Regions from separate parts of the Homo sapiens genome. Here regions 2 and 3 are each linked to region 1. A link is a loop called in an ENCODE intact Hi-C map of the cell type or tissue named here. Cell type or tissue: HCT116. All regions are shown on one strand.

Evidence for each region. A loop is a pair of places that touch in the nucleus more often than their neighbours do. Peaks named below come from ENCODE experiments on the same cell type or tissue, not always from the same donor. Only the 100,000 strongest peaks of a DNase experiment are listed, where the experiment ranks them.
Region 2: a loop joins it to region 1, with 5 times the contacts of the local background. A loop is called at or near these places in 5 of 110 quality-filtered maps.
Region 3: it touches region 1 in a loop (10-fold over the local background); 3 of 110 quality-filtered maps call a loop at or near these places.

Annotation. Positions count from the first base shown.
Region 1 is chr6:28,836,064-28,838,563 of GRCh38, reverse strand. It overlaps TRA-AGC2-1 (tRNA-Ala (anticodon AGC) 2-1), which reads left to right and starts at 49; the gene lies at 49-120. It overlaps LOC124901296 (a long non-coding RNA gene), which reads left to right. Exons shown (of 2, transcript XR_007059539.1): 2 at 244-1,323. RefSeq lists enhancers at 1-252, 253-1,244. In HCT116, a CTCF peak has its summit at 1,054; DNase peaks (open chromatin) are centred at 207 and 1,043; H3K4me3 peaks cover 1,594 bases; H3K27ac peaks cover 1,235 bases.
Region 2 is chr6:29,110,987-29,113,486 of GRCh38, reverse strand. OR2J3 (olfactory receptor family 2 subfamily J member 3) reads right to left here. Exons shown (of 4, transcript NM_001005216.4): 4 at 1-1,606. The coding sequence starts at 1,596. The coding sequence ends at 661. Among named protein-coding and RNA genes, the nearest start is that of OR2J3, 4.2 kb to the right of the region's middle. In HCT116, a CTCF peak has its summit at 1,157 (motif pointing right); a DNase peak (open chromatin) is centred at 1,156.
Region 3 is chr6:29,226,488-29,228,987 of GRCh38, reverse strand. All of the region lies in intron 1 of LINC03003 (long intergenic non-protein coding RNA 3003), which reads right to left. Among named protein-coding and RNA genes, the nearest start is that of LINC03003, 3.8 kb to the right of the region's middle. In HCT116, a CTCF peak has its summit at 1,545 (motif pointing right); a DNase peak (open chromatin) is centred at 1,546.

The sequences.
Region 1 (2,500 bases):
GGTCAGATTCTGATCTTGAATATACTCTCGAGAGAACCGTTTCAGTACGGGGGTGTAGCTCAGTGGTAGAGCGCGTGCTTAGCATGCACGAGGCCCCGGGTTCAATCCCCGGCACCTCCATTCCTTTTGCTTTTAATTTTTTTCCCATTGCTTTACTTTATTTTCCTTGCTTAAACAGAAAGTAACCCTATTTCACAACGGTTTTGCCATTAATATTAGTGCTGTTCCATTTCTACTCCTCAGCCTTGACACGACTCGGGGGACTGCCTAAGCAAAAGGTGGAAAAGATGGAGCTGGAAGACAAAGACGGCTCCGGATTCCAAAACTTCAATGGCGTCGCCAAATTGACGAGCTCATTAACCTTTGGAGTATTGTTATTTAAAAAGTAGGAAATAAAAGATAAATGTGGAAATATTTAATAAAAGAAAAACGTAAGCTCTCAATTTTCTTTATTACTTTTTTTTTTTTGAGACGGAGTCTCTCGCTCTGTCGCCCAGTGGCACGATCTTGGCTCACTGCAAGCTCCGCCTCCCGGGTTTACGCCATTCTTCTGCCTCAGCCTCCCGAGTAGCCGGGACTACAGGCGCCCGTCACCACGCCCGGCTAATTTTTTCTATTTTTTTGGTAGAGACAGGGTTTCACCGTGTTAGCCAGGATGGTCGCGATCTCCTGACCTCGTGATCCTCCCGCCTCGGCCTCCCACAGTGCTGGGATTACAGGAGTAAGCCACCACCGCTCCCAGCCGATTTCCTTTATTTTTTTTCTGGTCCTTGTTTAGCCATGATCCATCGCAGGCTGAGCCCTGACAAACGCAAAGCCTTCCAAACTGGGAAATTGAGAAAGTTATTTTCATCAATGAATGTAGAGGCGTCACACTTCTGCCGAAATAGCTCCACTGGGAAGCATGCTCTGCTGAAGATCTCAAAGTTCACGGACTGATTTCCAGTTTTATTCTGTCTTCACTCCTGCCGGATAATTTGACTTCCCTTAGATGACGTTACAGAAGTAATTTTACCTAAGACAGGTGCGCCCTCTATCGTAAGGATATCTTTCAGACTCTTGGTCCACACAAGAGTTGGTGGCACCGGAGAGCTTGTTAGAAGAGCGAAATCTCAGCTTCACCTCAGACGTACTGAACCAGAAGTAGCAATTTAACAAGATCCACAAGAGATTCTTTTGCACATTTAAGAAGCAATATGACGTGCTTTGACGTGGATGGAGTAAGGGTGTATAGTATAAATACGCGGCTGTGTTTTTTCCCCCAATTTTCTATTCTAACAGAAAACATAATTGCAAAAAATATATATTTCTATTGCTGAATCATTTTTGTGTTCTAATCATTGACTCTGTTCCTTGCCTCTCTGGCAATATTGTACTTAGTAATATTTTTTGAATCACTATTCATGATTGAATATGATGTGAAGTTTTCATTTTCTTTTTTTTTTTTCTTGAGACGGAGTCTCACTCTGTCGTCCAGGTTGGAGTGCAGTGGCGCGATCTCGACTCACTGCAACCTCCGCCTCCCGGGTTCAAGCGATTCTCCTGCCTCAGCATCCCGAGTAACTGGGACAACAAGCGCGCGCCACCGCGCCCGGCTAATTTTTTATATTTTTTTTAGGGACGGGGTTTCACCATATTGGCCAGGCTGGTCTCGAACTCCTGACCTCATGATCCGCCCGCCTCGCAAAGTGCTGGGATTACAGGCATGAGCCACCACTCCCGGCCTTTATTTTCTTTTTCGCAAGTTTTGCAATAAAGGCTGTGCTAACTTCTAATGTAAACTGGGAAGTTTGTATCCTTGCTCTGAAACATTTTAAATAGAATAAGACCTTGTAATCATTCCAGAATACACAGCCCTCTTCTCATCAGCTACCACCAAATCTTCAAGAACTTTTGTATTAACACCACTTTGTATTCTAAGCCCTGTGATAGATTTTAAAGATCCAAAACCCTTTGCTAACCCTAATGAAAGTGTGAGCTGAAGGATATCTCAAGAATTGGGAAATCCTTGGTTTCCGATATAATATCAGGCCACCTCTGTCCCTGTGAAGTGATTAGGAAATTTTCAATGGAGAAAATAAGTTCCAAAAGTCATTCTTTCTCAGATTAAGATGTCTTGGGTTTCAGTTTACTTCTTTAAAGAAAGATTCAGAGTTAGTACTGAGGACCCAGACTTTCTTGATGTGGGAAATAGATAATTTTCTGTTCTGTTGACATTTTTTCTCTCTCTTCTCTCATTTTCAAAGTACAGTTCCACAATGTCTCTTTGCCACTTATACTCACTGTGGCAGAAAAAAATTATTCACAGGCTTCAATCATGGGAATCAATTTGCAAAGGAATATAGTAAAAGCATGAGGAAAATTATCATGAATTATTACCATTGCTTTATGCTAGGGCTCAGGCCCAAATGGAAATATTTTTTTCTGCTCCCCACAATAGACTTCTTTAAGGAAGTCCACCTCTGTAATTTAGGGTAGAAATGGATAGGATGCAAAAACC
Region 2 (2,500 bases), 270 kb before region 1:
TATATTTCTCACTGCCTTGCAAAAAAGAGGGATCTCAGATGCTGACTTCTGCTATACTGTTTCAAAGCCTCTCTTACTACAATTCATAAAACTTATTGTTCTACTATTGATACTGGATATGAAAGAATATGGACCAAAATTCCTCTCAAAATTTACTATCCGACAAAGAATAAGCATTGTTGGAGAAAAGGATTTGAAGTATTTTGCTGTGTATTTAACTAAACTAAAGATAGAAGACAAAAGTATTCTGCCCAAAAAGCAAGAAATTAAAAGACATATTGTAGAGATTTTTAAATTGAGAGTATCATCTTTTCATAGGATTTACAGCTTCGCTTTTATCAAGATTTACAACAAATTTCATGCCTTATTTTCAATCGAGAAATGTCTGTCTTGGATACATTAGGTTTGTACCATGGAAAAACATCACTATAGATGTTTTATCTTGATTTTACATAGCTGTTTTCTCCACAAGTGAATGGTATTTAGGCTGACTGTGTTTTATTCCTACCTGTTACCAGGAACTCCACGACCTTGTTAGAGTACATGCTCAGCAAGTGCTAACAGAGTGAGTGAATAAAAGAATGGTTGATAAATAAATAGAAGGATGAATCATTGTGAGGGGAGACTCTGTTATATTGTTAATATGACACATACACAGGCTCATTCCCACCCCATTAGTCTCTTCACTGCCCCTCTTACAACTTTGTTTCTGAGGGTGTAGATTAGAGGGTTAAGACTAGGTGTGACAACAGTATAAAAGAGGGCAATGAACTTGCCTTGATCTTGAGAATTTCCTGATGGTGGCTGGAGATACATGCACATGGCCGGAATGAAAAAGAGAGATACAGCCATAAGATGAGCTCCACATGTTCCAAACACTTTCTGAAGCCCAGTGGTTGACTGCATCCTCAGTATAGCTCGGACGATGGCACCATAAGAAGTGAGAATGAGGATGAGAGGTATGAGAACAAATATGGAGCTTGTGATCATGAGGGTCAGCTCATTGACATGGGTATCAACACACGATAATCGCAGAAGTGCTGGAACTTCACAGAAAAAGTGATCTACTTGGCGGTGTCCACACAGAGGTACCCAGAAGGTGAAGGAGGAATGAAGTGCTGAGTTGGTAAAACCACTTACCCAAGAAGCCACAGCCAGCAGGTGGCAGAAACGAGGGTGCATGAGGACAGTGTAATGCAAAGGTCTACACACAGCTGCATAACGGTCATAGGACATCACCACCAGTAGGACACACTCTGTGGTTCCCAGTGCGAGAACAAAGTAAAGTTGAATCATGCAACCAGCATAAGAGATGGTCTTTTCCGGGCCCCAGAGATTGACCAGCAACTGAGGGATAGAGCTGGTGGTGTAGCAGAGATCCAGAAATGAGAGGTTTGAAAGGAAGAAGTACATTGGTGTGTGCAGATGGGAGTCCAGGTATGACAGGATGATGATGAACAGGTTTCCTATCAGTGTCATCAAGTAGAAGATCAAGACAACCACAAAGATAACTACTTCCAGATGAGGCCAATTAGAAAATCCAACTAAAATAAAGTACCCCTCAGAGCTAGCATTGACTTTTCCATCATCATTCATTTCCTATTACCTGAGAGAAAAAAAAGAAAGGTAAACTCAAAAAACGAGTAAACAAATGATCCAAAAATATCAGCACACATGAATAAAAAATAAAAGCCAGTTTGAAGGGCTTGCCATCATTTAATTGTAGGACAATTTAACCATTAGTAGTAATGAATTTAACAAAAGAAGAATTATAAAGCTCATACTGATATAAAAAGTAAAAGAATAAATAAATGAATGGTGAAGATAAAGCTATTCCTTACAGTAGATCCCTAATTAACAAATATAGAAGGGGTGACGGTGTTAAGAAAAACATAAATGATTGCAAAAACTAGTGGATAAAAATTTGATGGGGAACAGAATATGTACAAATATCTAAAATAGTCTAAAATATCTCCTCACAACTTTCTAGTTAATTTCAAACTGAAAAACAGTAAAGTTTGTAGTAGAAAAACCTGTCAGACACCACCATAACCAGTGATTTTATTGATCTTAAGATCAACTGTATTTGCACAAACCAACATCATGAGCCTGCTGTGATGATGCTCTGAACAGGACATGCTGTCACTTCAGTGATATTTGTGTTAAAAATTCTAATAATGAAGACTAATTCTAATAATGAAGACACATGAGAAAAACTCAAATTGAGAGAAATAGCTTGCCTATACAATTCAGAAAAGTATCAAGTTTAAGTAGAAAAACAAAGGGTGAGGAACTGGTCCAGATGAAAAGAGACTAGTGAGATGTGATTTCTCAGTGTACAATCCTGGATTTTTTCAAAAACTAGCTATTAACAAAATTATTGAGACAATTTAAGAAATCTCAGTGTGGACTATGGATTAGATAATAATATTGTGCCCATATTAAGTTTGCTGATTTGGGTACTGTGCTGGACTTATGTAAAGTAACATCCTTTTCCTTA
Region 3 (2,500 bases), 390 kb before region 1:
CACATCATTTCTGTTTCTCGCTCTCCCCGGCTTCCTGTGCTTTTCTTTAGCCTTCCTTCCTTTCTTGCTTTTTTCCTTCCCTTCCTTCCGTTTCCACCTTTTATTTATTCATTAAAAAAAGACATATAAGCCCTCAAACACAATTTTGGTATACAAGGTCTTGTTTATTATATAATAGTCATTGTTTTGGATCAACTCAGAGAAAAGTATAGAGCCCTTCTTGAATTACTTAAAACTTAACTATAAATTAGGGCATGCTTTATTTAAATATACTCAAGCACTGAAAAGGAATAGGTATCTGTGTTCTAGAGCAGGCTGTGGCAAACTGGGGGAACAGGCCAAATCACTCATTCTAACACTTGATAACATGATTTTTTATTTCAGTTATTCACAAGAAGGGACATTCACCAGCAGTTAGTAATTAATGATATCTTTTCCATCTTCAATTAAACAGAGAGTTCACAGAATTCCATCTGGGGCCTGCTTTGAAACTATGCACACTTGGCAAAAGGAAAAGAGCTCAGATCCAAACAGGACATGGGTACCAGTGTTTTATAAATCAAAATTTCTCACCCTTAGCCCTCTGGACATTTTGGAACAGATAATTTTCTGTTGTCAGGGTCTCTCTTCTGCATTTTAGGATGCTCAGCAGTATCTTTGGCCTCTGTGCACTAGATGCTAGTAGCATCTCCTTTCCCCCCAAGTTGTGACAAGCAAAAATACCTCCAGACATTGTCAAATATGCCCTAGGAAGCAAAAATGCTCCTGGCATAGAAGCACTGCCATAAATCAGGGCATATTGCTATATCAAGAGGCATGTTTTATTACATGGGAGTAAGCCTACAGGGTCAGAGTGAGACTAGCAGCAGTCATTCTAGTGCACAAAGCATAGGTGTGCACATAGAAACACAAAAGCACAGGAACATATACAAACATATTTGATAAAATGTTTTTAGTGTCCTTTTGTTTCATTATGTATGGTTTTAAATTTTCATTTTTATAATAAGAGAAAAGGCCATTTTGACATATGTTGAACTATCTTTTTCAGAGCAATGTTATTTCATTAAAAATTTTTTTGAAGGGAAGATTTTACTTTAATTTTATATTATTAAATAGTGAGGCATGAGGTAAAATCGGTGGAAATGAGAACGTGAAGTAAATGCTCAGTGATTCCAATTGCATTCACCTCTCCAACATGGCATCTGCTGTTTAGGGAGGCGGGGTTATCCAGCTTCTGGATCTGGGTGTGGGCATGGGATAGTCAGATGGGAATGGCACCAGTTGGAGGAACATGGGTAAGAGAGGGTGAAAGGTAAAGTGCTATCTCTGAGGTAGGTTAGGGTCTGACATCTGGAAAGTTGGGGAAGGAAGGAGCCCTAAGGAGATATAGCCTAGGGCTTTTCCAGCTACTTTGACAGCCATTTGTTCTGTTACGAGATCCCGATGTCACTTGAACAAGACCCTCAGTGGGCCTCATCTTGGCTCCATTACTTTCTGAAAGCTTTTTCTTCATCTTCCGTTTTTTCTTGGGTTCAACACCAGATGGTGCCAGCAGACCATAATGTATCCAGCAAATTCTTCCTGTCATATCCAGCCTCGTCTGCCTTACCCAAAGCTTCATGGGCTTTTTCGGTGAAATTTCTCCTAATTCCCTTCCTCTGCCTAATCCTCCTATTTCTCTGTTGAAAACAATAGCAATGTCTTCCCTACCATAAAAATCCTTGTGTGCCTTTATAATCCAAACACACTAGATGACTGTACAATGACAATACTTGTCATTTGTCCTGTGACTATGCCTTAATATGTTAAAATTTATTTCTTTATACATAAAAATGTATTTCAAGTATAAATAACTGGTTCTGAGTTTGCCATTTTATATAATTTGGAGAGTTCCTGAAGTCAAGAATTTAGAACCATGGAACTCTACACTGAAAAGCCACCAGCCAGGGCCAGCACATACCCAGAAGTTATTGTTTTGGGAATGGTCTGTCAATTTGGGGTCCGGGGTTTAGTGGATGTGCATGTGGAAGAAGGAGAAAGAGAAAACAGTTTTTGAATAGCTAGAGCGTTCTGTGATTGAGCAAAATAACAGTGTGTTTGCTGGGCCTTTTACCTTAAGACCTTAGTGAGTTTCTTAGCCTAGATTCTCTAAAAATCAGAGCTTGAGGCAAAAAAGGAAATATTAATGTTTTATTTGGGAATGCAAATAGAGGGCAGCAAAGGTGAGAAAAAAAGGGAACTGAGAGAAGGGAAATATGAAGCAAGGTGAGGTGATACATTTTCACACTGGCTACCACTTCCTGAGAAATTTTAGAAGGCTGCCTCACGGATGCTTTAATCTGCTCTCGCCACTCTCCTTCAGACAAGATAGGAGGAGGAATCTTGCTTTGGGTGAAAGAAAAAAAAAAGAAAGTATTAAAGTATATCAAAGAAGAAGGAGCTGTGTCAAAGGCTGTTAGTATAGTAGGTCAAGTGAGATGAAGATTAAGAACTGACCATT